Linked DNA regions of Homo sapiens: region 1 is linked to region 2. Evidence: read pairs that join two places in POLR2A ChIA-PET (ENCODE). Cell type or tissue: A673. All regions are shown on one strand. Each heading gives the region's core, and the rest is flanking DNA. Links, peaks and the distances in the headings are about the cores only. Region 1 holds the start of AGBL4 (AGBL carboxypeptidase 4). Region 2 overlaps AGBL4 (AGBL carboxypeptidase 4).

Region 1 (14,983 bases), core at 7,397-11,396, 1.5 Mb before region 2:
AGGTCTTTGGGGAGGACAATTTGTCAATACATTTCAAGAGCCTTGTACGCTTCATACCCCTTACCCAGTGACCTCATGTATAGAAATCCAAACCAAGAAAGTGATGAAATGATGACAAAAGGTATACAAAGATGTTCACTGCAGCATTATTTATAACAGAAAAAAGTAGGACTCAAATATCCAAGAAGGGAATGCTTTAATTAGTTATGATGCACGTTTATGATGATTTTATAGCAACAGGAGTAATGTTTTCAAAGAATACTTCATGACATGAAGAAATTCTTATGAATTAACATTAAGTTATGAAACTAAGGCATAAACAGTATCTGGTGTAATATACCCATTAAAAAATTTACATATGGCCATAATGCCTTTGCTAGCCCCATGTTCACTAAGTCCCTAGATACTAAGAGGTCAATGAGGTCTGGCCCTTCTTGAACTACATTGTCCTGCTAATCTCATCCAAATGAAGAATTATGTGAAGTTTACAAAGTTCTTTAAGGAGTTATCTTTAGCAAGGAGTGGCAGAAACACAGAATGCAGCCCATCTATTTTCAGCAGTCTATCTAATGGAAAAGGGGAAGTTTTCAGATTTGGGCCTTTAAAAAGAGAGTGGCCTCTGTGAGGATTTCCATCCTTGGGACCTCTTTCCCTTCTCAATTTACCTGACCTTTCTTCTTTAACTCCATCTCCTTCCAGATCCCTGAGGGCCATGTTCTCATTCCCTCCTTTAGGAACTGTGCTCTTCATCTCTAAAGGAGGACAGTCTGCCTCTCTGACCTTTTCAGTATACCTGGTTTGGGTCAATTTTCCATCGATTACTACCCTTCTCAGCCATTATAAGATCAATGAATCACTGTTGATTTCCTCATTTGCTTCCTAAGAAGTTATCACATTTCACCAAGACAGTGGGTTGGGCATTCATATTTCTTGGAGACAATAAAAAATTTAGTAAGGACAGCATTTCCTTTCTATCAGTCGCATTTAGCTTTGCTCCTTTCAGAAGAGTAGCCCCTAGTATAATATTGTTGTGCTAGGAAGCTGTTGGTACTCTCCTGAGCTTGGTTTATTTTTCAAACCCACTAAACCAGCTGTCAGTGGCTCTTCCACTTTGTTACCCAGAAAGAGTGGTGTCAGTGCCAGTTAAATTCTCTTTGATGGCATGAGTTACCATGATTGAGAGACAGGAGCTAGTAAGGGGAGAGGTTTCTCCATTTTTAAATTGCTACAATGTCTCTTTCCCTAGGCTGTGAGTTTCTTCAAGCCAGTATCAAGTCTGACTCATCCAGATACTCAGCCATCATCGAGAAAATACTCTGCCCATTAAGTTAGGCTGCCTTTAAGTTATCGATATAATCTGAGAGCTTGGTATGGGGAAGGCTGGGAGGTAATGGAATGTATTAATGAAGAGCATGATCTTTTCAAGCTTCCTTCTAACTTCAGAATATTTTCCTTTCTTTTGAATTAAGCCATGTTTTAAAATTTTAGTATTTTATCCAGCATTTATATGTGTTCATGTAATCAAGGAGACCCTCCTCATTAACTTAGCTATGTTCACTCATGCTCATCTTTAAATTTTTTCTTTTTAATATTTGATATGTGCTTCCCAGATCTTCTCTCTATATGAAGTGTTTTCGCTCAGGCTGCTATAAGAAATAATATTAACTGGTGGCTTATATACAACGGAAATTTATTTCTCACAGTTCTGAATGCTGGAATTCCAAGATCAAGGTGAAGGTGTGGCTGGCTTTTGTTGAAGACCTCTTCCAGGCTGCAGACTGCTAACTTCTCACTGTATCCTCACATGGTAGAAAGATAGCTAGCTAGCTCTCTGGCCTCTCCTTGTAAGGGTACTATTCTTCTTGAGGGCTCCACCTTCATGACCTAATTACTTCCCAAAGTCTCCAACTCCAAATGCTATCACATTGAAAGCTTCAACATATAAATTTTTGGGGAACATAAACATTCAGTCCATAACATGAAAATAATTTCCTATGCCTCTAAACATTGCTGGGAGACCACTGAAGATAGTCATATGGTCTGGGAAAAAAGTTAATAAAATACCTGCTCCTTAGTTCTTTATTGCTCCAAGATACAGTCTCCATCTGTTGCAAGTTTTCTTCCTTTCCTTGTTAGGCCAACAGCCTCACTTCTATTTTTCTTGGTAGCTGGATTTACCACTTTTATTTAGCTCATGTTTATATCAGCAACTTGGTTTTAGTGTCTTGAGTACATAATTAGGAGTAGAATTTTTAGGTCATAAGAGTATGTTTAACTTTATAAGAAATTGCTGGCCGGGAATGGTGGCTCATGCCTGTAATCCCCGCACTTTGGGAGGCCGAGGTGGGAGGATTACCTGAGGTCAGGAGTTCGAGACCAGCCTGGCCAACATGGTGAAACCCCGTCTCTACTAAAAATACAAAAACTAGCTGGGCATGTGAGTGGCACATGCCTGTAATCCCAGCTACTAAGGAGGCTGAGGCAGGAGAATTGCTTGAGCCTGGGAGGTGGAGGTTGCAGTGAGCTGAAATTGTGCCACTGTACTCCAGCCTGGCTGACAGAGCAAGACTCTGTCTCAAAAAAAAAAAAAAAAAAAAAATTGCCAAACTGTTTTCCAAAGTAACTGTGCAAGTTTGCATTTTCACCAGCAATATATGAGAGTTTTAGTTGCTCTGCATCCTTACTAATATTTGGTATTCTTAGTCTTTGAAATTTTAACCATTATAGTGTTTGGTAGTGGTATCTCATTGTGATTTTAACTTGCATTTTCCTAATGACTAATGATATTGAACATCTTTTCACATGCTTATCATCCATTTGCATATCTTCTTGTTCAACCATTTTGTCCATAATTGGGTTGTTGGTCTTTGTCTTCTTAATACTGAGTTGAACAGCAGAAATTTTTAATTTTGATGAGGTCTGATTTATCAATTTTTTCTATGGTTACGCTTTTTGTGTCCTATGAACTCTGCCTAATCAAGGTCACAAAAATGTTTGTTGATGCTTTCTTCTAAAAGTTTTACAGTTTTTATTCTAGTTTTAGGTCTATGATCCACTTCAAGTTTATATTTGCATATGGTAAAGGTATTGGTCCAAGTTCATGTTACTTTTGCATATAGATAACCAATTGCTCTACTACCATTTGTTTAAAAAGCTGTCTTTCCCCATTGATTACCCTAGCTCTTTTGTCAAAAAAAATCAATGTACCATACATGTATAACCTTTTTCTGGATGCTATTCTGTTGTATTGATCTATAAAATATGTCTATATGCTGTATGTTATGTGATTATGCAAATCAGATGCTGTTTTTATTATTGTAGCATTATAGTAAACCTTGAAACCAAGTAGTGTAAGTCCTTCAATTTAGTAATTTATTATTAAGTATGTTTTTCTTTCTTTTGAGATGGAGTCTTGCTCTGTTGCCCAGGCTGGAGTGCAGTGGTGTGATCTTGGCTCACTGCAACCTCTGCTGCCCGGGTTCAAGCAATCCTGCTTCAGCCTCCCAAGTAGCTGGGATTATAGGCACTGGCCGCCATGCCTGGCTAATTTTTGTACTTTTAGTAGAGATGAGTTTCACCATGTTGGCCAGGCTGGTTTTGAACTCCTGACCTTAAGTGATCCACCCACCTCGCCCTCCCAAAGTTCTGGGATTACAGACATGAGCAACCAAGGCACCTAGCCTAGTACGTTTTTCTTTTACAAAATGTTTTGGCTCTTCTAGTTCCTTTATTTATATATAAATTTTAAAATTAGCTTGTCATTTTTAATTATAAAATTTATTTAATGACTGGGATTTTGATGGAGAGTGCATTGAATTTATAAATTGCTATTGTCCAATGAAACTTTTGGTGATTATGGAACTATTCTTTTTTTAAAAATTAAATTAAATTAATTTATTTATTTTGAGATGGTCTCACTCTGTTGCCCATGCTGGGGTGCAGTGGCATGATCTTGGCTCATTGCACTGCAGCCTCTGCCTCCTGGGCTCATGATCCCCCCACCTCAACCTCCTGAGTAGCTGGGACCACAGGCATGCACCACCATGTTTGGCTAATTTTTGCATTTTTAGTAGAAATGGGGTTTTGCCATGTTGGCCAGCCTGGTCTTGAACTCCTGAGCTCAAGCAGTCCACCTGCTTTGGCCTCCCAAAGTGCTGGGATTACAGGTGTGAGCCATTGTGCCCAGCTGAGAACTATTCTTTATCTGCTTTGTTTAATGTGGTAGCCACTAGCCATATATGGCTATTAAAAACTTGTAATTTGGCTAGTTTGACCAAAGAACTTTAATTTTAATTTAATTTTAATTAATATAAAGTTAAATAGCTACATGTAGCTATTGGATATTTATTGGATAGTGGAGCTTATAGATAAGTTTCAGGAGAATTGACATCTTAACAATATTGTTTTCTGATCCATGAACATGGTGTATATCTTCATTTATTTAGGTCTTCTTTAATTTCTTTCAAAAATAGTTTATAGTTTTCACTGTACAAGTCTAGCACATATTTTGTTAAATTTATCTGTACTTTTATTTTTATGTTGTAAATAGTATTATTTTCTTAACCTGAAGTTTTTTTGTTAGTATATAGAAATGCAATTGACGTGCATATAGAAAACTCGCTTATTAGTTCTAGTAGCTTTTTGTACATTCCTTTGGATTTTCTAAGTATACAAACAATCATGTCTTTTGTAAATATAGACATTTTTATATTTTCCTTCTCAGTCTATCTGAATTTTATTTTTGTCTTATTCTACTGGCTAGGACTTCCAGTGCAATATTAAATAAAAGTGTTGACAGTGGACATCCTTCTCTTCTTCCTGATTTATAGAGGAAAGCATTAATTACTTGTTTAATTACTTTCCATTCACCCCATTGGTGAGGGGAAATTCCTGCCCTGGCGTTATGGGAATGGCTGAATACATGACACCTGACATGACAGATGAGATTGAGAGCAGTTTATTAGTCACATATACTCACAGCCCAGGAGAAGATGACATTGTACACCATCAAAGGGCCAAATGGAGGTTATACTCAGGAACACAGTGAACAATCAGTGGCTGTAGGAAGCAGGCTTTGTAGTTTCAAAAGGGTTGAGTGCTTCCCTGTTTCCTATGAGAGGATTTAATTGGCTTGTTTGAATAATTCTGTGGATTGGTAGGGAACTGAAACCACTCAGGGATAATCGGAACTATACCTGATCTGTTTGATAAGGAGTGTTGTTTGACTTGGAGACCTTATCTGTGTGAGGAGAATGGGGAGGAGAACTTGTGGTTAGGTAATTCCAGGCCCTCCTGTTTTTACTAGATGTGAAGGCAGCATATAGTGTTATTTTTAGGCCTTACACCATAAGCATTCAGTAATTCATTATTAAGAATGATGTTATACATCTTCTTGCTGAGAAGACCTCTATAATTATGTAATGTCCTCTTTAACTATTTTAGCAATATATTCTGTTCTGAAGTCTACTTTGATATTAATCCAGCCTTCTTTGGATAAGTGTTTGTAAAGTCTGTTTTTCCTTCTGTTTACTTTAACCCATATATATCTTTATATTTATAGTAAATTTCTTGTATACAGCATAGAATTAGGTCTCGCTTATTTTTTCCCCCAATTCACTCTGTCAATCTCTGCCTTTTAATTAGAGTGTTTAGACCTGTGCTTTCCAGTATGGTAGCTGCCGGCCATATGTGTCTTCTGAGCACTTGAAAGGTGGCTAATTCAGATTGAAACATGCTGTGGGTGTAAAACACAAACCTGATTTTAAAGACATAGTATGAAAATGTATATAAAATATCTCATTATAATGTTTTGGCCAGGTGTGGTGGCTCACACATATCCCAGCACTTTGGAAGGCCGAATCACTTGAGGTCAGAAGTTTGAGACTAGCTGGCCAACATGGTAAAATCCAGATTCTACTAAAACAAAATACATGGTGGCATGGTGGTCTGTGCTTGTAGTCCCAGCTACTCAGGAGGCTGAGGCAGGAGAATCACTTGAACCGGTGAAGCAGAGGTTGCAGTGAGCCAAGATTGCGCCACTGCACTCCAGCCTCAGTGACAGAAACTATGTCTCCAAAAAAAAAAAAAAAACTATTTGTTAAATATTTCTGAAGGACATAGAAGACTTAAACAGATTATAAGATATATCATGTACTTGGATAAAAGGACTCAGTATCATAAAGATGTCATTTCTCCCTAAATTAATCTATAAATTTATCACAATTCTAATAAAATACCAGCAACATTATTACTTTTTTCTTTTTTTCTTTTTTTTTTTTTTGCAATTAGGCAAGCTGATTTAAAATTTTACATGGAAAGAGTAAACAACAATAGCCTGTTTATTAAAGAGCAGAATAACAAGTATGTCCTAAGAATATAAATGTTGGATATGGTATGATTAAGTGGGTGTGGCCACAGGAGTAAATGAGAACAAGGCTTGGAAAGAAGTTTATGCCATGAAGGGTCACAGGGGAAACACCAGGTTTTGGTTTGGTGTCAGAACACAGGAGCAAGGGGAAATCCTAGGCCAAAGCCTTTATTGGGATTTCTGTGAGAATCGCAAGGTAGAGCAGAGTAAACATTTAGGATTGGCTATTTTGAATACTTCTGGTGGGCTGTGGCTATAGATGCCCATCAAGGGGATCTCTCTTTAGTGCTCCTCCACTTTGCTGAGCATGCCTGTGTCATTGCTCTTACCACATTGTTTGGAAATTAATTGTAAACTGAATTTGTGCATGTTAATCCTTTCTTTCCAATTAGTTTGTAAACTTCAAAGGCATGGTATTTTTGATGTGAAAATTACATGAGATAACACAGATGAATTTCCTAGCATAATTTCAGTCTTCCCTGAGTCTGCTACTTTCTGCCTGAAACTTTGTATAAGTCACTTAAACTCTGTGAGCCTCAATTTCATCTTCTGTACAAGAGGCTGATATTAATACAAATATCATAATGCTGCTCTGAGAATGAAATGAGTTTGTGCTCGTAAAAATATGATTATAAATTAAATATTTCTCTCATTCCATTCTGCATCTAACTTAGTGGCCAGGCACATGGAAGGTATCATTTTAATGAATGTTTATGGAGGGAGTGGGTGAATCCTACAGGGTATATTTTGCTTGAAAGAAGGCACCCTTGTTGTGGGTGGGTGTTTTCTGTGGAGACAGAAATCATAGGAGGTCTCTGGGGAAGACAGACCTCCCAGGGACATATGAATGGTAGCACGGGGAAACTAATTCCCAGGAGCCCATGTAGGGGACGTTTTCCCCCCACTTCCCATGCTGTGTTATTTTTCACACAACAAAAGGGAAGTCTCTGAAGACTCCAGCAGTAGTGAAGAAGTCTATACTCCCTCCTGCACTGCTTCCTGAGGAATAGCTGACACAGAGGAGAACCGAACCTGGTCCTGTCAGCAAGCTGGTTTTCCAGGCTTTTCGTCTCCTCTGCCCAGTAAGGCATTTGTCTATCAATTCTGACTAACAAAACTTTCTGCAGTGATGGAAATGTTCTATACATATGTTGTCCAATATGGTAGCCAGTAGCCACATGTAGCTATTGAGCACTTGAAAAGTGGCAATTCTGATTAAATAACTGAGTTCTAAATTTTACTTAAAATTTAAATTGACCAATGTGGTTCAATTTAATAATGTTATATTTGTCTCTTTATCCTCAGCATCTGCACAGAGCCTGGCTCATACTCATCAAATGCATTTTCATTCATCACCCTATTTGTGTCTTAGAGCTACTCTTTGTGGTAGGCAGGACCTTTGTCTCAGTTTGTTGGAAGAGGAAACTGAGGCTCAGTAAGTTTAAGTGATTTGCCCAAGATTATAAAGCTATAACATCAGTCTGAGTAGAACCCACATCTTTCTCTTTATTTTTCCATCTCCCTATACTTAATGTAGTTCTTTTGTTCTTCTTAGCCCTTATTGACTCCTCCGACACCGAAATTCCCAAAACCCTCACAGCCTTTACATAAGTGTCATTAGGACTGTGGAAAGCACATATATATTCATCTTGATAGTTGTGTGGACATGGCTTGTGAATTTTAAACTGTTCAAATGTGAGAGATAATTCTGATAGCTATTTTCATGTAACTTTCTGTACAAGATTCTTATCCCTGATTTTAATGCAGATGAATGGACAGTTCCATGCATGTGGCCAGCATCTTACTTAGAAGGCCTTCCGGTCCGTCTCTGCATTTCTGCCTCAAGGCTTTCTCTCAAACTCTAGAAGTCTGCTCAGCCCTGGCAAGCATAACCAGGAAATGTGAGAGAGTTCAAGCTGGAAGGTGGAGAGCAACCCTCAACCAATGGAGACAGAAATTAGGAGACAAATGCCCCAGACTCTGTGTTCTTCAGTGGGACAACGGCAGGCACACATTCTACCCTGTTTTTCAGAGTCTGAAGCAAGATTAAAAATAGTTGTCTACTAAAGCAATCAGCTCAATAACACATTTTTCTTAGCGTTTTTCCCCCTTCCCTCTTTCACTCTCTCCACCTCATTTCCTTTCAGATTACCACCATTTTCCATTCAGCAGACATTGACTGAGATCCTACTTTGTGTCATGCACCACGCTGCACTATGGAGTATACAAAGATAAGAGAACAACCGTAGGTATCAGAGAGCTCATGGTCGAGAAGGAAATAATGCATAAAGCATTTGGAATAGAGGGAATATACAGGGGACTGCGGGAGGGCAGAGCTGGTCAGGACGGGTAATGTTCCAGCTTGGTTTTAGACGATAACGGCGTGTCACTACTGAAAGGTGGGAAACAGCAGCCCATATTTACTGAAAAATACGTCAGCAAAAGGATAAGTCTTTTCTGGGGTTGAGGGTTGCTGTCGCAGAGGGGCAAGGAGCCAGAACCCTTTGGGCCTCTGTGTGTTTGGGTTGGGGTGGGCACACAGTTGGTTTTCAGTGCATTTCAGTTGAAGACGAGTAACCCAGGCAAACCAAGGGGAGAAGCTTTGGGAAATCAAGAAACCTGTCCCAAGTCCCCAAAGTTGAGCACCAACCACAGAAAAGCCAGTTTAGCTAGTCTGGGCGGTCAGTACGAGGACCCCGGTCGCCGTCAGGAAAGCGCCATCCCTACAGACCTGGCCCCTGTGCTCTAGGGGTGGCGGAGCCTGCTCAGTTGCCAGGATGCGGTGGATCGGTTGCGGAGGAGCAGCGCCCCGGGGCCCAAGTCCCAGCTCAGGCCCGGGCTCGCGCCGCGGGGGCGGGGCCTTGGACGCACGCTCCTCCCAGGCGTCCCTCCCGCCCTCAGCCGCGCGCCGGCCACCCGCGCGCCTGCCGCCCGTTGCCCAGGCAACCGTCGTGCCGCGTCTTCCTGAGGTAGCTCCTGTCAGCCCACTGATCCCACCACCCGCTCCCTACTGCCCCGCGGTCTTCGCGTGAGCTCGGAGACTGAGGGACAACAAAAATGGCGGAGGGGAGCCAGTCGGCGCCTGAGGCAGGTCTGTGGGGGCGGCCGATCTGGGGAAGGCTGAGGCGGCCAGGCTGTCCTGGGTCTCAGGCAACAGGGGACTCGGGCATGGTCCTACTCCTGAGGAGGCGGTCCTGTATATTTGCGCGGTGGGTTATGACTTCAGGGTCAGGGGTCAAGGGTGGCGTGCACCCCTCTGAATGGCGGGCAGGGACCTCGAAGTCCGGGTGGTGGAGGGGAGTGTGGGTTAGTGTGCACACTTCTGACAGAACATGGGCCCGAAAGGGGCTGGGACCTGAGGGAAGAGACAGGATCTTAATCCTGGGATCACCTGTGGTGAAGGCTAATCCTAGGGCTAGGCTGTGTCATGGAAAGGGTGTACACTGCCCTGTGGGAGCATGGGAGAGATCCCTAAAGGGGCATGATTTGGGCTCGGGGTGGGAGTAGGAGGCTCTGACTCTAAAGAGGGAGGTATACGTGGAAGGTGTGTTACTTTAATATCAGACAGTGCCATGGAAGGGGGAGTTAGAGTATTTGTGTTTGGGGATGTGCAGTGTCCTCAGGGTCACTCCTGGTCACAGAGAAATTTATGCAAATAATTCTTGTATGGGTCCTTAAAAAGACAAGAGGCCTTGAGGGGATACCCGGAGCCCCAGTCCTTTAGGAGCCTACCAAAGGAGGCTGGAGCGTGAGTGTGAGTGTGTGTGGGTTCAATGATCTTGAAGGTCATTCAGAATCAAAGGAGTGCATGTCCACACTTCTGTGGGTAGAAGATAGCCTTTAAGGGACAGGAAGACTGACAGGAAGGGAGACCCAGGATCCTATTCCTGAGGGGACCCCTTGTGCATATGGCTGGGATTTGTGAGATACTGACTTTAAGTTTCTCACAGGGTCATAGAAGAAAGCAAAGGTTTTTACAGTTTTGAGTATGTGGGAGGGAGTTTGCCTCTAAATGAGGCTGACCACTGAAGAACTGGATGTTACGGGATGGCATGGGTGTGTGGGTAGAAAAGAAGTGGCTTTGGGAATATGTGTGTGATGGGTGTTGGCAGTGGTATACATAACCTTGTATATATGTCCTGATCAGGTATTATCATTACAAGAGTGATCCACTTGAATTACTTTGGTCCTGGTGTGTGTGTGTGTGTGTGTGTGTGTGTGTGTGTGTGTGTGTGTGTGGTTATGGTACATACACACCACACCCCAGAAACTGGAACTGAAAACTATGACACCCTCAGAAATAAGTTCGAGGAACCATTATGTCTCAAGGCCTTCATTATTTCTCTTTCTTTCATGGCACCTCTGTTTTATTGAGTAGCTCCTCTACTCATTTTATAGTTTTAGCTCCCTCATAACTTGAACAGGCTTATTCCTTTATTCATTCATCCACTCAACAAATATCGAGTGCTAACTATATGCCTGGCAATAAGTTAGGCATTGGAAATTCCCTGCTTTGGATGAGCTTACCTTGTTCTTCTTTTCCTTTTTTTCTCATAGCATTTATTGCCTTTGAACATACTATTTAATTTACTTGCTTGTATTGCTTATTTCCTGTCTCCTTCCACTACAATGTAAGCTCTACAAGGGCATTGTTTTATCAATACCACATGTCTAGAACTTTTCTAAGTGTATAGTATGTTCTCAATAAAGATTTCTTAAATGAATAACTGAATTACTGATATTGTCTGGAAGTGATATTTTAGCTGACATATGATAGGGATTGGATAATTGAAAAAAAGGGCAAAGAGTGGTCGAGGCAGCAGGAAAACCATGTGCAAAGAACCCAAGCAGGTGGAAACATGTTATGCTGTGTTTGAGGAACTGAAAGGAGACAAGTGTGGGTACATGTGGGGCAATGGGAAGAGAGAAGAGGTACGCTGAAGCCAGATCTTCCAGTACTTTGTAGAATATGATATGAATTTGGGTCAGAAATCCTAAGAATAATGGGAAGCCATTGAAGGCTTTTAAGTGGGAGCATGCCATGATTAGAATAATTAAAAAATAACTCTGGCTACAATGTGGAGAGTACAGAGGATACAAGAGTGGATATAGGATATACTCTCCACCAGCTACATTGAGGAGAGTACAGAGGATACAAGAATGCATATAGAGAGACCTTAGAAGGTAGCAGTGGAGATGAAGAGAAGGAATTGAGAAATACTTAGGAGATAAAATTAATAGGACTTAGTGAAATATGAGGATGATGGAGAAGGAAGTATCGAAGACTACTTCTCATTTTCTAATTTGTTCAACTGGATAGTTAGTGGTGCCATTATTGGGATAGGGAGCATTGGAAGGGGCCTTGGGTAGGTGTGAGAGGAAAGATCATTAATTTGGTTTTAGATAAGTGGAGATTGAGGTATCTTTAGGACATCCAGATAAGCAGAGAGATTGACAAGGCAGTTGAATTTACAAGAAAAGTGTAAACTGGCATAGAGATAATTATTTTGACATAGAAATAATTACTCAAGCCATGGGTGTGGATGAAATTGCCTAGAGGGAGAAGAGGCCTGGGATGAAGTGTTGAGTAGCTGCAATATTTCAATGCCTTCCAAAGAGACTGAGAAGGTGCGACTGGAGAGATTAGAGCACAGCTAAAGGAATGTTTCAAGATAAATGGAATACTCAGTAGACTGAATGCTGCCAAACAATATAAAATGAAGGGCTAAAAAACTAGATTTAGCAACAGAGAGGTCATTGGTAACATTGATGGTAGAAAATTGATGATGGTAAAAAGCCAGGTCATTTAGGCAAATAATGCCTCAGTCTTTGTTTAATTCAAATTTCTGAGAGAGATAATTTTATTGACCCTTATTGTCTTTTACCACTAAATCACAGTCCAGTGTCAGGATTGACTGGTTTTAGATTAGGTGTCCAGCTATTGCTGGCTGGAGTCACCTGATACAAAATATGGCCATCTGGTAATTTCTTAATCTCACTTGAAATAGCCAACATTTATGAAGTGTTTATTTTGTACCACGCATTGTACTAAGTGCTTTATACATTTTACTTCAGTCTCATAACAACTCTTTAAGGTATTCTCTATGTTTTATATGTGGAGAAGTTTTGGCACGGAGAAGTTGACAACTTAATTAAGATCTGCAAAGAATTAGTAGAAGATTAGTTTTTTTGACAATTTAAATGTTACCCAGATTCATTATTTGGCTTTGTGTTTGTATTACAACATACTACGTTCTGAAGAAATCATAGCCATGATGAAAATCCCTGCCTTACAGGAAATATTCTAAACTAAGCATATTCTAACAAGGTGAAATGGAAAGAAATGGGCTCAGATCCTTGTGTAAACCCTACTTTTGTGACTGTGACTTATTATATGTGGACCTTGGACTCAAGTTTTATGATCTTCAGTTTCCTCATTTGTAAAATGGGGATGATATTTGCAGGATAGCTGTGAATATTAGAGATCATATACTTGAAGTGTCCAATAAATGTTATGTCCGTAGTTCACTTGAAGCTTGAATATAAAAAATTTCAAATGTATTGCATATACTTTACATATAAAAGAAATTATATAAACATACAATGATGAGTATAAGAAATTCTGTTTTTTCTTCATTGGTTTTTCACTGCTTTGCTGTCAGAAGAAAGGCAGACATTAAGTTTTGGAGAATGTAGAATTGTTACCTGAACTGTGTATCATGGGACCGGTCTCTGTGTGAGGTAGATTTTGAGGAATTTCTTGGAGGAATAAGGGACACTTAAGATATCTTAAGCATGCTTTTATATGTAAAGTATATGCAATACATTAGAAATTTTTTATATTCAAGCTTCTTACAGAGCATGTAGATAGCTCTGTAAGAGGGTCAGATTTATAAAAGGAAGTTTCTTCTTTTAAATCTTGTGCTTTAAAATGGGGACACAAATGTCAGGACTTTTTCCCTATAAATTTGATTATCAATACTAATAAAAAAGAAAACCTTACAGTTAATTACATGTAGGAGTATTAGTCTCATGCTAGATTGCACCTGCTTCTTTTTCTTAGCTTCTTCTCCCTCTCTTCCAGCTATCTTAAAAAAGCTTTTATTTTAGTTACCCGGTAAAATAATTTGTTTTTCTATTTTGTCAAGTTATTCTGTGGAAGCCCATGTAGGCAAACATTTTTTTAAATGATGCAGTCTGTTAAAATGGACCGTACCTTTATCACTCTCTGTGAAATAAATGGGTCTATTTTAAAAAGCAGGTTTATATGAATCAGAAACCAATTATGGGCAGAATGTTGAAATTGTAAAACGCCTTAGAAATGAGAATATTGTTTGATAGCTTGTGTTAGTGGTTGGACAAAGTAATAGTTAAGCCTTTTTTGTTTTAGTACCTGTATTTAACTGGGGATAATAACAGCTACTTTTAAGGTGAAAATTAGAGATAAGTTATGGAAAGTATACAATGTCTTACACCCCCAGAGAAATGATATCTTAATTGGTGTCTGTGTGTGTTTATGTGTGTGTGTGTGTGTGTGTGTGTGTGTGAGAGAGAGAGAGAGAGAGAGAGAGAGAGAGAGAGAGAGAGAGAATATTTTTTTTCCTAAAGGCATAGGAGAAAATCACCTTTAAAAGAAGAGGAAATCCAGGTCTGCAGTCCCTTATCTGGCAGGTATGGATGCAAATATATTTCAGAACTCAGATTTCTTTTTATTATGGAAAGGCAATACTGCATATGTACTGTCAATTACATAATACCCCCAATGGGGTGTGAGATAGTAAGATGTAATCAAACACATCAATATCACATTCACAGTAAGTGAATAAAAATTATAAACAGAGTCACATAAATTTGGGTTGGATTTTGCTATCAAATTAATTTTGGTGCTAAAGTTAGATATTTGGTGATTTTGGAATTATGGAAAAGGGAATGTGGACTTACATAATTTTATTCATTTTTGGAAATATTTTCAAAAGTTTAAAATATTTTTCTCACTTTTAGATTTTCTATATTATAAGTGAGCTATAACATAATATTAATATCTCAAAAGTATTGAGACAGAAAACTATTTTTTGACAGAAAGTTTATGTGCTTGTTTCTTCTAAGGCTCTTTGATCATGTCTGTATTTCTGAGATCCGTGAATGTTGTAATTTGCTTCAGTTTCAGCATTGTGGCTCAGTGTCACTTTCAATGAAAGCTACTAAAGATCTATATATATTAAGAAAGTCAGAGGATGTGAATATTTTGCATATATATTCTAAATAAAATCACAGCTTTCTCTTTGAGTCATTTAAGAACAGCACAGTTCTATGTGAGTTTCAGAGTATTTTTATTAGTTGTTAAATTTCAGCAATGGAGTATTAATTTTAATACAGATTTAAGGAAAAATTTCATTCTTAGATGAATTTGATGTTTCTCATTATAAAAATTATTGCAAGTTTAAAAGCTTGCAGTACTTCATTGATAGTGTTCACCATATTGGAATATGCTAATCTTTGCTTTTTATATTCCTCATTTATTTAATGGGATCCATAAAACAAATTTCTCTTTTTTAAAACTTCAAAGGAAGATGTTTTTATTTGTCATATGTATTTAAGAACTGTTGGGTGTATACT
Region 2 (14,983 bases), core at 4,824-8,823:
GTTATTATTTTTATTAGTAGTTCTCTTTTCACTCTGTCTCAATCTGTTTTCGAAGTTGCTCCTTAATGCACACACCTGCAGATATGAAGCTGGGGCGGAATGTGGCAAGAACCTTTTTGGACTATTATCGGCTGAACCCCGTGGTTGAAAAGGTGGCAATTCCCATGCCGAGACTGCGGTAAGTGGCAGAGCAGAGAGGTTTCGGCTTGAGTTCTGCTCCACGGGCTGTATTCAGGGGCAACTTCCCTTAGCCTTTTGCTGACACTCAGCATCCCATCTGTGCCGCAGGAAAGATAATCCTGGCCCTGCCACCGAGATTTTATGGGGCAGAAGAGCATAGTTCCTGAGCATAAAGAAAGTGTCATTAAGGGGTCAGACAGTGAGGGCATGGTCACATTTCTGGTTCTAACTTAGGAATCCACAGGGATGGGGCTTGCTGGGGAGCTGAGTTCAGTCATTGTTCTAAATTTGGGTGTTTCTATGTGCTACCTCTCCTGATACCTCATCCTCTGAGGTTCCTATATGAACTTCTCTGATCCTTCGGTTTCCTCATCTATAAAGTGAGGACAGCAGTCCTCACATACATGATTATTATGAGATATGTGTTAAAGCACCCAGCACAGTGCTGTCAGTACATGATAGTCTCCTTCCCTCAAGATGTAAAGATTTGGGCTGGAGAGGACACACCCTTGAGAAGTTCTACCTTGGGTCCTCTTCTGGGGCCAACTTGCAGGGCTGCTGAGGAGAGAAGGTCAGGAGGTGAGCCTCCATCCTGTCTGAGGACTTGGCCAGAGCCTGAAGCACTGGGCACTTCCATGACCACTGGCTGTGAACCCAGCTAGCATGAGAACAGTGACATCACATGGCATCTGGAATGTGCTGGCCCTGCCCTACCTCTTAGACTCATCTCCCACTCCTTCAGTGGTCCATCCTACTTGAAGGACATGACAATGCCCAACTCCCGGCTCCTGCCAGACCATTCTTTCCACTGACCTTTGCCATGACCTTGCTCATGTATGTGGGTGCCTCAGGGCCTTTGCACTGATGCACCTTCCTCCCTACGCTGTTATTGATAAAAACAATATAAATCACCGTTATTTATTGTACAGAGTACTTTGTGTACATTGTATTATTTATTCCTCATAGACATTGTATTTCCCATCTTACAAATGAGGAAAAGGAGACTAAGAAAGATGATGAGAAGGTCTGAGATGCCTGAGGTCAAAGAGTTTTTGGGAGAGCCAGGGTTTCATCCTAGGCTTTTATGATTTGAAAGCTGAATTGAAGTCTAGCTAAGGTTCACCGCAAGTAGAAGTTCATCAGCATGGGTTCAAATTCTGTCTCAGACTCATGTGAGTTATAGGATCTTAGGCAAGTTTCTTGGCCTCTTGAAGCTTTTTTCTACTTACCTATAAATGGGGATAATAACAACAATCTCTAAATATGGTTTTGTAGAATGGATACAAGCTTAGTATAGTGCCCAGCAGCTAGTAGATGCTCAATAAATGTTTTCATGTCCTCCAGTTTCTGGGTTGCAGTCCCAGATTTCCAACCAACTCATCAAGACCTAGGGCAAGTCTTTGACTTATTTGTTTGGGTGATGTCTCAGGGCCTATGTTCCACAATGCTATGAGTCATACATCTCTTAGCCCCATGTCATAGAGTCTTCATGACAAGGTATTCTGATACCCTGTCCCAGATTGTTTCTAAATCATCTAGGGTCTTTGTGCCCCACCACCATGGCATATTAGAAACTCTTGCAGGAGAATCACGTCTATTTCTTGTGCCCCTGAAGTGCCTGTCCTGCATTGTGCATACGTGCATGTATACATTCATTCATTCACTCAGGAAAAGCAACACTTTATACCAGGCCCCTGACAGGAGGGAAGTGCTGGGATGAGTGGCTGATTAAAGCATGACCCCTGCCTCTGAGGAGCTCACATCTAGAGGAAAATGCTCAGTTCATTCTTAGAAGTCATTCGTGATTGGTTAAAGTTCTTAAACGTTTAAAGCTTTATAAAACTCAAAAGAATTCTTAGAATCTCATTTACAAGTTAATTTGGGGATTGTCTCTTTCAGGTCCTCTGCCTAAATAAAATTATCTTGATCCTTAATCATTTTTTTCTTGCATGTTGCATTGTCATATACCAATGAAATGGTGCTGACACTCAGGGAGACCTTAGTGATCCTCTAGACTCTCTTCACGATACAGATGAGGACATGGGGACTTAGGGAGCAGAAGGAGCTGGTCAGAGTCATGTGGTCAGAGCCAGGACTGGAGCACAGGCCCTCACCCTGCCATGCAGTGTGTTCAGTGTCTACCAGTGAAGAGTTCGTGGAGATGGGAGAGGATGGAACCCCGACACGGATCTAAAGGACATAGGGGAGATCTCAGGGCCCTGAGTTTAACTGTTCATGGCACTTCCTTGCCTTGAGCTTTGGAGCCCTCTTCAGAAAAGATCTAGAGAGCTCCTTCCTCATGAGTTCAGAGTTTTGAGGACTTGAGCTAAATGCACCCACCTTTAAATTAAGAAAAAACTTAATAACCTCCTCCCTATGCACACACCTCTGCCTCATCAAACTGTGAGCACCATTTAGCTCTAGATTGGTCAGTAATCCTTTAAAAATGAATTCCCAGGAGGATACAAGACTCTGAGCTCTAATTTGGGATATAAATACTTCCCCTTTTTTGTATTATTTTCCACCCAAGCATCAAATAGTTTAAGTGAAAGAGCAGTCTGGCTTTAAAGGAAAATTACATGTTTTGACTCAAAACTAATCTTTGTTTTCTCCCATCTCCATGGATAATTACAATATGTCACTTTCTGCTCACACGCTGGCAGAAGCCTGCCGGCATCATTGGATACTGGGACACCCTTCAGATAGGGTCCCTCAGGAGGGGCAGCAATGTGGGCACAAGAGCTCAGGCTCAGGGGCATGGCATTGATGACCAAAGCTGAGGTCCCACATTTTGTTTAGCACACAGTGGTATAGTCGCAAGCCCAAAATGCTCCAGCAAAGGGGACAAAATCAGACAGGAAGAAGAAACAGAGCAGGTGTGCTTCTGTAGGTAAACAGAGCATGAGTGTGGCCTCTGAGCAAGAGGTGGACTCAGGCTTAGTCACAGGCTGGCAGGGCTGGCTCCATGGTGAGGTTATGATGTGTGTATGTGTGTGTAACGGGGCTTGTCAGCTCCTCAACACACTGGAGCCCACTACGTGCCAGTCCTTGTGCCAACTGCTAGAGGATTATAAATAGCCCCTGCCCATTGTGTGCTCAGATTTATGGAGGATAAAGGCAAGTACAAATGCAAACATAACAAACAATACTGAAAAGTGTATAAGTACTCAACTATGTATCAGATTATGCCTTCTCTCAAAAACCTTCTATGGCTCCCCATTACCTTTAGGGTAATGTTTCAACTCTTCTTGTTATTCAAGACCTTGGCCTACATTTTAAACTTCATTTACTGCTTTCTACCACCCCTCCACCCCTGTGAGCACCCTGTCCCTCCCACCTGATTTCTGTCACCTCGTGCCCTATGCTTCAGCCTGAACAAGTTAGCTGTTTTCTTGCCTCCATGTCTTTGTACATCCTTTTTCCTCTTGCTGGAATGAGCTCCCTTTCTGCTTGTAGATGGTGAGCTCATAATTATCATTCAAAACTCAGTCCAAATATCACAACCTGTTTCCTTGTCCATGTTCTCTGCCCGAGACAGAGCTGCTTCCTCTCTGCTGAGCTCCTAACTGTGTTTTGTACATACCTCTAGCATGGTATGTCCTGTGGTGTATTGTCATGGCTTCTATGCATGTCTGGCTTCTCTGGTAGCTTCAGTGTCCTCAGTCTTACTTACTTCTGTATCCTTAGTGCATGGTGCAGGGCCTAGCATAGATTAAATTCTAAATAATCCATGACTGTTACTGAGCTGTGGTAGAACTGAAGAAGCCCCCAAAATTACCGACTTCAACCCCTTCACACTAAAGAAAAGAAAAGTGAGACCCAAGCAGAAGTTCCTCTCCTACCAAATCTGGCAAGTATTTTGTAGCTGGCAGGCATGTCCAAGAAAACTTCAGAGAAGAAGTGGCATTTGAACTTGGCTTTAACAGACATATGGAATTTTGACTGATGAAATAGAAAGGGGATAAAGGGTATTCTGTATTGGGGAATAGAGTAGAGAACAGACAGAAGCAGGACCTAACAAGACACATTCCATGGCAGTGACAAGGCCAGAACGTTTAGAGTAAATGATATGGTAAAGATAAGACAGAAAGTTCATTTCTAGTCATCAAATACTCCTCAAGCACCTACTCCACACCAGACCTGCACTTGGCTCAGGAATTATAGAGAAAAAGCGTACACATCAAACTTATCGTCTCATGAGAGAAAGAGATGAGCAAAGAACAACCTAGAAAACAGCAGGGTGAGGAGCGATGAAATGTACAAAGTGCTACAAAGGCCTGGGGATGGGGGAGGCTTATTTTGTGGGAGTTTGTCTTCCAAAAAGAGGTGAGACTAGAGAGGTAGGGAAGGAAACAGCCTCTGCAGAGGCCTAAAGGTATGGGATGTTTTGCCTTCCAGTGGCTCCTTGCTCTCTCGTGTCCCCATCTTTGGTTGATGGCTTTTTGCCTTCCTAGCCCACCCTCCCTAAGTCCTTCTGCACATTCACTGTCCTCTCTAGCCTCTGCACAACTTATCCCCTTGCCACTATCCCCCCATGGCTGCCCCAGCTATGACCAAATCTGGGCTTCCCTCTTCTTTTTCCCCATAAAAACATACTTACGTCCTATGCTCCGTTTGGGTGTTAAAAACAACATCCTTCAATGACAGATGAATAGCACCTCTTCAACTTCCATTTACTAGAGCCTAAGAGGCAGGAAGGACATGAATTTTTCTCCTATTTTAGAAATAAAGAAATAGAAGTCCAGAGAAGGTAAGGAACTGCTTCAAGATGACATTGCCCGTAAGTAACATACCATGCATGTGCTCCAGGGCTGTATCTCACCTATTCTGGCAGCCTTGTTATGTTAGCAAGGCTCTTCAATGAATGTGGATTTTCAGGCAGTGAGGCTTCCTGGTGGAGGGGGCAGTATGTTAGGGCAAAGTGTCCCTTTATGTGCTGCCACCTATTCTGTCTTTACCTTATTCATGACTCATCAACAGTAAAGAAAAATGGGTGTACCAAGGTCAGAGCTTGATGGGTTACAAAAGCCACATCTTCAATTTGAATTCAAACTTAGTTCAAGAGATTCTCATATTTATGACACTAACCACTTCCTGACACATATTATAGTTATTGTTTTGTGTAGTTATTTTATACAATTATCCCCTCTCCTAAGCTATAAGCAACTTGAAGACAGTATCAATGTCTGCTCATTTTTGTCACCTTTAGTGTCTGTGGGAAGAAGACTAGGTTACTGTTCCTGGGAGGCTACAGTCCAGTGGGGAAGATAGACATGCACACAAATGATTTCATCACAGTGTGTATATGGGCTGTCTTCTCTCTTTCTGTTATCTCCCCCTTTGCAGGAAAGAAAAATCCCCTCCTTACAAGCACCCACTCCTGCGGGGCCCAGCCAGCAACTACCCCAACAGCAAAGGGGACAAGAAGAGCTCAGTGAACCACAAAGACCCTTCAACCCCTTTTTAAAGACACGGAGTCCTGGGAGGTCTTATGGGGACAGGAGCATGCATTTTCTGCTGGGGAATGAAATTAATCACTCTTCTCTAGCTTCCAAGGATTTGTGGATTAATGCATAGGCTAGTGAAAGGGAAGGGATACAATGAGAAACTTCATCACTGATTTTCCCTTTTTCCAATGGAAAATCAATTGTAAGCCTTCAGCTCAAAAAGCTCAGGAACAAAATAGGAGATCGGAACCAGGTGAGCACAGATGCTATTTTCTACAACATAGAGATCTTCCAAGATGAGGAAAACCTACACATCCCTTTTAAGAGATTTGACACATATCAGGTCAGTTCTTTCAAAGCCACTTTACATTTTTAAGTTTTATAGTTACTGCAGATGGTTACCTTTTAAATAGGCTTGGTTGTTTACAGCTTTAGAAATGCAGTGTTTGTATTTTCTGATCCAAAACAACAGCAACAACACATGCAACCAAAGGGCAAATGCATCCTAGGGAACAATGGGACAGAATTTTTGAAATCAACGGTGGACTTAAATATATGGTCACTGTATCTAAGCTGCATGCTTGCTGATTCCCTCAAACCCCAGCATGCAGATTTAGAAAACTGTTTTGAGAGCTGTTTCCCAATTTCCTCGGTAGTTTAATTAAAATTTTAGCTCTAAAGACAAAAAGCACTGGTCACTCATTTTAAAAGGTTTATTATGGTTAAGGTCTCCAGATCCCAGGTGACAGGGATTAAGCCTGGCCCCTGAAGATGTAGGCATTGCTAATCTGCAATGAGGAAAGGGTGATTGCCAGGCAAGGAAGATGCAAAAGACAGAAGGATGCACCCTGAGGCAGGGAGGAATGATAAAATAAAACAGTAGTAGCAATTCCCAAGGTGTGGCAAGCTAAATATTGGCATTTTTGTGAAGAGTAAAGTGCCTTTGTATGATGAATGGGTCCAGGGGGGTCTGCTCCCTTCCTGTCTGTGGAAACAGCAGGCTGAGTCACCATGACAGCCTGCTAATTAAAATGACCTCCCGGAAATGAGGATTAGAACACAGGGAGAGGAAGGGAGGCTCCAGGGAGGAAAATCCCTTAGCACAGAGCTCCACTAAAGCATTTTTTGTTTGTTTGTTTGTTTGTTTGTTTGTTTGAGTTGGAGATTATTGAAGTTTGCTACAAAAATCAAAAAGAAAACTTGTTCTCCTTTGCATGCTAGTTTTCAGAAATGATGACAAAGAGCCATATGTTGATTGGCTACAAATGTCATGTTGTATATACAGCTTCTCCCCTGGGTTCGTTTTGCCCAGAGGAACACAAATAAAGTGTTTTGTGCAGCTCCTCTGTTCCTCTGAGCATTCTTGGCACCTTTCCCTTTCAGTCCCCACTACTCAAGAACCAACAGGCAAACCCCAAAACTGATATAACCCTGACTTTGAGGTCAGGGACTTTGTTTTCAAAATAAGGGACAACAGTCAAGTCTTGATTTCCAGCAGTTCCCGTGTCAAAGTCCTGGGGAGTTTAATTGACTGCAACCAGCTTGGCATGCACCAAGAGTGTATCAGCCTTTTGGAAATGATAGCATCATTTTAGATAGCATGAAAAGAGGCAGATTGCATAAGATGAGAGAGGCAATAGTCTAGATCCATGTTTCCTTGGCCAGGTCACTTCCATAATGTGATCACATATTGGCCCATATAGTTAAAACTACATTGATTAATTGGATCATAGACTACACAAACAGCAGGTATAATGATTATTTAAGAGCAAAAACTTGGAGCCAGGCAACTTTGGGTTCTAATTCTGCATTCAAACCCTACTTCTATTTCTTTAATAAAACTGTGTGATCTTAGGCAAGTTATTTAACATCTCTAGATCTTAGTTTCCTCACCTGAAAGATGGTCATAGTAATATCTACCTTGTTATAATAGTTATGAAAGTTTAATGAACTTACGTGTGGAAAATGTAGGCAAAAATATTTATGTGCTCACTAAATGGTAGCTGTGATCATTTGGAATATGACTAGGAAAGTGAGGTATCTGCAAATCCTTCCCCATTAGAAAGGAATGAGGAGACTGGAGCAGTTTATTGTTTAAAATAAAAAATAGGCCGGGTGCGGTGGCTCACACCTGTAATCCCAACACTTTGGGAAGCTGAGGCGGGAGAATCACCTGAGGTCAGGAGTTCGAGACCAGCCTGGCCAACATGGAGAAAGCCCGTCTCTACTAAAAATACAAAAATTAGCCAGGCGTGGTGGCACGCACCTGTAATCCCAGCTACTCAGGAGGCTGGGGCAGGAGAATTGCTTGAACCTGGGAGGTGAAGGTTGCAGTGAGCCAATGAGCCATGATCATGCCACCGCACTCCAGCCTGGGTGACAGAGTGAGACTCTGGCTGAAATAAATAAATACATACATACATACATACATACATAATAAGAGGGAGTGGGAATAGGAAAGAAAGATCACAGTCTCCAAAAAGCTAAACAGACATCATTGGACAAAAGAAGCAAACTTGTTCTGTGCTGCCAAACAAGTTTATTACCTCTCCTGGATTTGGAGAGGTAATAACCAAATCCAGGGAGTGAGTCTCAGTAAGACAGATTTCTGCTCAGGATGAGGAAAACCTTCTAGTGAATTGAATTGCCAACCACTGGATGGGTTCCTTTGGAAGACCATGAACTCCCCATCACCACAGGTGTGCAAGAAGAATCTGAACGAACATCTGTCTGGGAGGAAATAGAGGGGACTCCCTCTCTAGGGGGATGCTGGGTTGGAAGCTGAATGCTCCGAAGCATCACCTCATGTCATTTCTCTGGACTGAAATGACATGGGACAGGATGTTACATTTCTGGATGTCAGCAAATGGAGTGTACAGTATAGTTAGTACTTAATGCTAGACACAGTGATATGAACTGTCTCTGAATTACAGCATATATGGACTCTGATAAAATTTCCCATTCCTTGAGAGAGAGAGAGAGAGAAAAAAAAAAGCTGGCTATAAGGCAGCCTGTAGGAGGGTGTGTTTGCAAGATGACTGTCTGCTTTTCCACATTGGCAGAGCAGAAAAAAAGGACTGAGCAAGAGCCCAGGGGTTGTCAGCAGCCCTCTGTGTGGTCTTGGCCTGCTTAGCTTCTCCTTAGCTTTCTTGAACAAGGTTATACCTATGACCTCAAGCTAGAGGGGAAAGGTTTTCAGCACTGAGATGGAGGACAGCACCAAGAGGTGTACAACCCGCCAGAGGCTACTAGCCCACCTGGCTCCAGCAGGGGGCGCACCAGCCTATCTTCTTGTCCAGCCAGGTCTGTCTCAGATTAGAGCCACAGGTGGGTGGAGCTGGCCACCAAAGCAGTGTTCTGTGCATTTCCAAGGAGACAGACAACTATGCAAAAAGTAGGGGTGAGAAGGAGAGGGATCATGACAGGTCTCAACCTGGCTCTCACACAACTCTCCATACTGATGCAGTGCTAGTTTTGCTCTGTATCAGTTCAGAGGTGCAGAGACAGGACTAAAAGTCTGTTTACCCTCAAGCTGCAGCAGACAAACTGGAGGTTACCCAGTTTCTTCGTTGCTAAGCCCCCAGCAGAGGAGGTTGGTGATAATGTTTGCTTTGCGGCAGCCAACAGTGAGCCTTTGTCTAGAAGCTTTTTCTATTGCCTTTTAAATGGAGGCGGGGCGGTAAACACAGAAAGAACTAGTATCCTTTCACTGTAACTCAACTGACACACCTGAGACCTGCCTTAGAGAACCCAACTCATTTTTCTACATAGTAAGAACAGAGCCAACTATGGAAGTGTAAGCTGATTAACATTTGTGCAGCATCGATTCATACATCCAGATGTTTACTGAACATATACTGTGTGTCAGGTGTAGTTCTAGATCCCTTTGTATCCATTGCCTTATTCAATGTTCCCAACAGTCCTATCAGGTAAGTATCATTTTCTACACTTCGAAGATGAGAAAAAATGAGAACCCTAAAGGTAAACACCTTTTTTTTACACCCATGTGGCTAGTGAGAACCTGGATTCAAACACTGCTCCCCTTCCACTACTTTGTGCTGGGCCTTATCCATTTGTCTCCAGGTAAAATCAGGTCAAAAAAAGAAACAGGTTAAAGCAGAATAACAAGTAAACAATGGCATCATTTAGAGGTAGTGGGGGATAGGGAGAGGGGAAGGAAGCATGTTAAGTTTACAGGCTGGGAAAAATGTGTAATGATTTCAGGACTTTTTAGCACTTGCTGCTGAAGCCCTGCCTTCTTCCTATCTCTCATTCCCACACACCTGTCTGACCTTCTTCTAGGCACTCCAGAGTCCTCCAGAGAGCAGCGTTTAGGCAAGGGGCCCATTTATCCCTTGACATGCAGAGGGCCCCTGGAATCTCAGCAGGGTTGTTGGACCCATCGTGACACTCTCTGGGTTACTGGCCCCAAGCAGATAATCTAGCTCTGGTTCCCTATCACTTCCTCCATCTGGGGTATGCGAAATAAGCCTACTATGTCCCTCATTTCTTGTTCGGAATTCTTCCTCTAAGTTCCTGCCTTCTGAGCACTAAAGAAGTCTGGTACCTTTTGGCTGAGCTCAGCCAAAGGGGCATCAGGGCCACAAAGCAGAGGGGAGACATAACGTAATAGGAACAGCCCGAGTTTAAAGTCAGGCCAACCTGAGTGTGAATCCCAGCTCTTCTGTTAAGCTGTATGGCTTTGGGCAAATAATGTAATCTCTTTAAGTCTCGGGATCCTCATCTGTAAAATGAACTGAATAATATCTACTTCCTATATTTATGGTGAGAATTGAATATAATAACATCTATAAAATACCTGGAACTGAGAAAAACTCTTTTCTCAAGCCATCTTCACCCCTGCTCTGCCTCTCATCTGCTTGCTAGAGTTGGAAATCCCTTCTCTAGAGCCAAAGCTTTTCTTCTCCCCAGATGACGTACAGACAGAAGTACAAATGCTTCTTGAGTAGAGGACAAGAGTGAGAGGAGTGTCCAGAAGAAAGGCAGTCACACTGAGGGATCAGTGTCAAGCCAGGGACCTAGGTTTTATTCATCTCTGTAGTCTTAGCACTTAACACAGATTACGTAGCAGAGTCTGTGCTCACTGAGTGTGGAATGAATAAATAGTGGGTATGGTGAGAGTGAGGTCACCCAAAAACCCTGAACCCTTGAGGGAGGGGAAAGAGGCTTTGGAAGTTGGGACTCTGAACAAATGGGAAGACAGTGTTGAACATGATATTCACCCAGCCTCATGTGAGGCTGAAATAACTAGACTAAAAAGAGAAGGGGGAAATAGATTCTACAAGATACCATGTTTTGTCAAAATCATAGCAAACAAATCTTACCAGGATACATACAAAACTTTTTTTATGTTACTTTGATTGGCATGCAACATCTCAGGGATCATCTTTATGAAGTAATCATACAGATCTTCTCTGCCAGCTGAAATTCAGGACTCCCCCAAGGCACTCACATATCTGTCTTCATACACCAAATTCAGGTGGTGTGCTGGTCAGGGCTTATTTTCTCAACTTTGCAGATGAAGAAATTCAGATTAGTGTGATTAATCTCATGCCCGTGGTCCACAGCCAGTAAGTAACTAGGACAGGATGTGGACCCTGGATACAAACACAACTCTACCACACCTCTCTGTCTCTCGGTTCAGCCCCAGACCTCGACACTAAGCCCGAACAAGTCAGAAAGTCATCCTAATGATGCCTATTATAACTCCTTAGTGCTTAAAATTTACTTGTTCCCCTAAAGACCTGGGATCTATTTTTAGCTGACCCCATGTCAATCTTAAGTCCAAATCTGCTTCTCTCCCTGGCATCAGCTGCCTTGGTTAATATTCTCTTTTTCCATCTAATTGCTCAGGTTGGAAGCCCTGCCCTTGCCTTAACTCCTTTATGTCTTTCTCCCCACACAGCTGACCAACCACCACGTCCCATTGCTTCTGCCTCTTTGGTGTGTCTGCCTTCAGGTAGTATTATGGAGTGACTCTGAGTCAGATAGACCTGAATTTTAATTTCAGCTCCACCGCTTGCTAATCATCTTATAAATCATTTAGAGCAGTTTACTTGCCCCATCTCTAAAATGGGACAATAATGCCTATTGGCAGGTTTGTTGTGCATTTCCCTCCCTCTATCCTTTCCATGCTTTCCCTCCTAGCCACTCCCACCATTATTTCCTACCTGGATTGCTGGAATGGCCTCCCTGTCTCCAGATGCTCTCCTGTTAACCCATTCCCTGCTTAGAAGCTTCCAGGAGCTCCATAAAACATGACCCCATTTTATGGTACTTCTTTCAAATTAACTGTCCAAGCCAGGAGCCTGGATATCATCCGACTTTTGTGTCTTTCACGCCCCATTTCTGTTCAATTGCCAAATCCCACTGGTTATTCCTGCTTGTTCTCTCTAATTTCCAGCCAACATCTCTGTTCCTCTTAACTAAGAAAATCCTTCTCATCATTCAAGACTTAGCTCATGTGTCCCAACTTCATGATATCCTCCCAGTCTTAGCAGTTGTCATTAATTGCTTTCTTTTCTCGGTTGCCCTAACACTTTGCTTATTCATCTGTTTATCAATTTTTTTTTTTTTTTGAGATGGAGTCTTGCTGTCACTAGGCTGGAGTACAGTGGCACGATCTCAGCTCACTGCAATCTCTGCCTCCTGGGTTCAAGCAATTCTCCTGCCTCAGCGTCCTGAGTAGCTGGGACTACAGGCGCGCACCAACACGCCCAGTTAATTTTTGTATTTTTTTAGTAGAGACAGGGTTTCACCATGTTGGCCAGGATTGTCCTGATCTCCTGACCTCGTGATCCACCCACCCCGGGCTTCCCAAAGTGCTGGGATTACAGGCGTGAGCTGTTGCGCCAGGCCTGTTTATTAATTATTTCACTCAGCTGATTGTCACCTCCCCCACTATCATTTAATGTCTTTGGGGGCAAAGTTCAGGTTTTATTTGTCTTCACACCTCCCATAGAACCTAATGGTTCCAGACAGGTCAGAGGCACTCAGTAACTACAGCAGAATAAAAGAAAGAATGAACAAAATCTCAAATCGAAAATTCTATCCTGACCTCACCCTGATAACTGAATCCTAATTATGGCTTTATCTTCCCAAAGCCTCAACCTCTCTGAGACATTCCACAGCTCAGATTTCCTCTATGGCTTCCTTTACTTACAGAATTAAGCTCCAACTCAGCATTAAAGGCAGCATAGTATGGTAGAGTGCTTTAGACTTAGAGTCAGCGGTCCTGGATGATCTTCATGGCCCCAGGGTCCATGGAGAGATGAAGGAGACAGATTTACTTAATCCTCCAACAGTTTCCTGAAAGCTAAATTCTTTTTCACAGCCCAAGGCAATTAGATCCTTTTTTCTATAACAATAAACATCATAACAATTGTTGCTGGTGTGGTTATAACTACTACTTCTGCTGTTGCTATTACTACTAGTAAAAACATTGCTGTTGCTATTACTGCTACTGCTGCTTCTATTACTAATCTACTTCTACTGTTATTCCCATTACTACTCCACTGCTGCTGCTGCTCCTACTACTATTACTGCTCCTGTTGCTGGTACTGCTAATCTAATGCTACTACCGCTGCTGCTACCACTACTACTGTGGATATTGCTGCTACTACTAATCTACTCCTCCTCCTCCTCCTGCCGCTGCAGCTGCTACTGTTACTGCTGTTCTGCCCTGACTGAGTGCTTACTTGGCTCCAGGCCCTGTACTGATTGCTTTGTCTTCCATGATCTGATGCAATCCTCACAACACCCCTATGAAGTAGGCATTATTCTCCTCATTTCCCTGCTAAAGACACAGAAGCTTAGGGAGACTAAGGAATCTGACCAAAGTTGTGCAGCTTGTTGTAAGTGGAGGAGCCTGGGAGTCATCAGACTCTAATGCTTGTGTTCTTTTCGTTCTCCCCTCCTCCTTTTTGTGTACAGTCCTAAGACTGACAATACAATAAATATTTAATGCTGGTTATAAAAAGCCTCCACCTCAGGGAGCTTACTGGTTTATGTTTGTTCCTGTGCATGACCTCATTTTGCCTGATTCCCCTGAGTCTTGCTTTAGGCGGTCTCCTTTGCAACTGGATGTCCCCATATGTCCTGTATGCCTGAGTCTCTTCCTTTGAAACAACTGCTGTGAAATGATTGTCTTAACAGGCAGGATTGGTGCTACCCTCAGAATTGTAACAACAAGCGAGGTGCTTTGCCAGGATATTAGGATGGAGTGGTGCAAAGGACGCCCAGCTCCTTCTATTAACCCACCTCTCCCACACTCCTGCGTTATAAAGAGGGTGCTATGTCACTAACTAGAGGGAGTTTTCCCAGGAAATATCCCAAAGTCTTCCTCTTCCTCTAACCCAAGCCACATTCTATCCTCAACTCCCAGACTCAAATTGTCAAGTCAAATGGATTTAAAGATGTAGCCGTTAGGAAACTGGGTTCTGCTCCCAGCTCTGATACTGCCTGGCTGTATTAGACATTAAGTAAGTCTCTTGTCCTGGATGGAGTAACCCCAGAGCTTCAACTGGTTTCAGTTTCTTACTGTTTGGTATGGGAACATAATCTTCAACTGACATAATCCTCAGCAGAAAATAAAAGAAAAAGAGAATCGTGAGGATCAACTGAGAAGATAAATGGGAAAGTATGGTATTTTGAAAAACATTTTCCAATATTTTCTTTCTTCTGAGACCTCATGAAGTTCCCTACTTCATCCATGCTTTTAACCTGAAGTGTCTCATCACTAATTTATCCAACACAAATAATGAAGCATCTGTGTTTGCTAGGCACCTCCCCATTCCTCTCTGCTGCCCTGATTTTTACTGATTCTACAAGACCCCTCCTTCAGGAAGTCTTTCCTGGTGCACTGGCCCTGAGCTTCTAGGGAACCACTGTCTAAACACATTTCATTTGACACTTGGTAATGGCTTTGGTATTTCACTTTTATTGTGTATCAGCTCTCTTACCAATTCAACTTTCCATTTTCTTGGACTGAGATGTTTAGAGAGGGCCAAAAACAGTCTTACTCATTTATGGGGCCCAAGAGCCTTAGCATAAGGCCAGAGACAGAGAAGCCATTCACAGAGAATTTGTGGCTGTTGCTGCTGCTGCTGGTGGCGAAAATGAGACTGAGGATGCCTGCTCCAAGCAGAACATTTTGGTGATGCTGACACCCCTCCTTTTCTCTCTCCCTCCAGAAGTTCACAAATAAAAGCAACCCTGAAACTTCTGGATAAAGTGGAGCAAACCTAGCTTATAGGCCCATATAGGAAGTTGTGAGACTTTAGGCTAATAGTATCCATAGGGCAAAAACAAAAAAAAAAAAAAAAGGAGAAAGCTGG

Evidence for each region. ChIA-PET counts read pairs that join two places held together with the same protein. Peaks named below come from ENCODE experiments on the same cell type or tissue, not always from the same donor. Only the 100,000 strongest peaks of a DNase experiment are listed, where the experiment ranks them.
Region 1: POLR2A ChIA-PET joins it to region 2 with 5 read pairs; 1 of 35 experiments calls an interaction of 5 or more read pairs at or near these places.

The regions. Positions count from the first base shown.
Region 1 is chr1:50,018,238-50,033,220 of GRCh38, reverse strand. AGBL4 (AGBL carboxypeptidase 4) reads left to right here and starts at 9,267. Exons shown (of 14, transcript NM_032785.4): 1 at 9,267-9,458. The coding sequence starts at 9,425. It overlaps LOC105378708 (a long non-coding RNA gene), which reads right to left and starts at 9,200. Exons shown (of 3, transcript XR_947311.3): 1 at 9,099-9,200. In A673, for the core only: no CTCF peak of the experiment used is centred there; a DNase peak (open chromatin) is centred at 9,290; H3K4me3 peaks cover 839 bases; H3K27me3 peaks cover 641 bases.
Region 2 is chr1:48,524,837-48,539,819 of GRCh38, reverse strand. It overlaps AGBL4 (AGBL carboxypeptidase 4), which reads left to right. Exons shown (of 14, transcript NM_032785.4): 12 at 82-178; 13 at 4,904-4,930; 14 at 5,527-6,966. The coding sequence ends at 5,647. Among named protein-coding and RNA genes, the nearest start is that of SPATA6, 60 kb to the right of the region's middle. RefSeq lists an enhancer at 13,094-13,595. In A673, for the core only: no CTCF peak of the experiment used is centred there; a DNase peak (open chromatin) is centred at 6,639.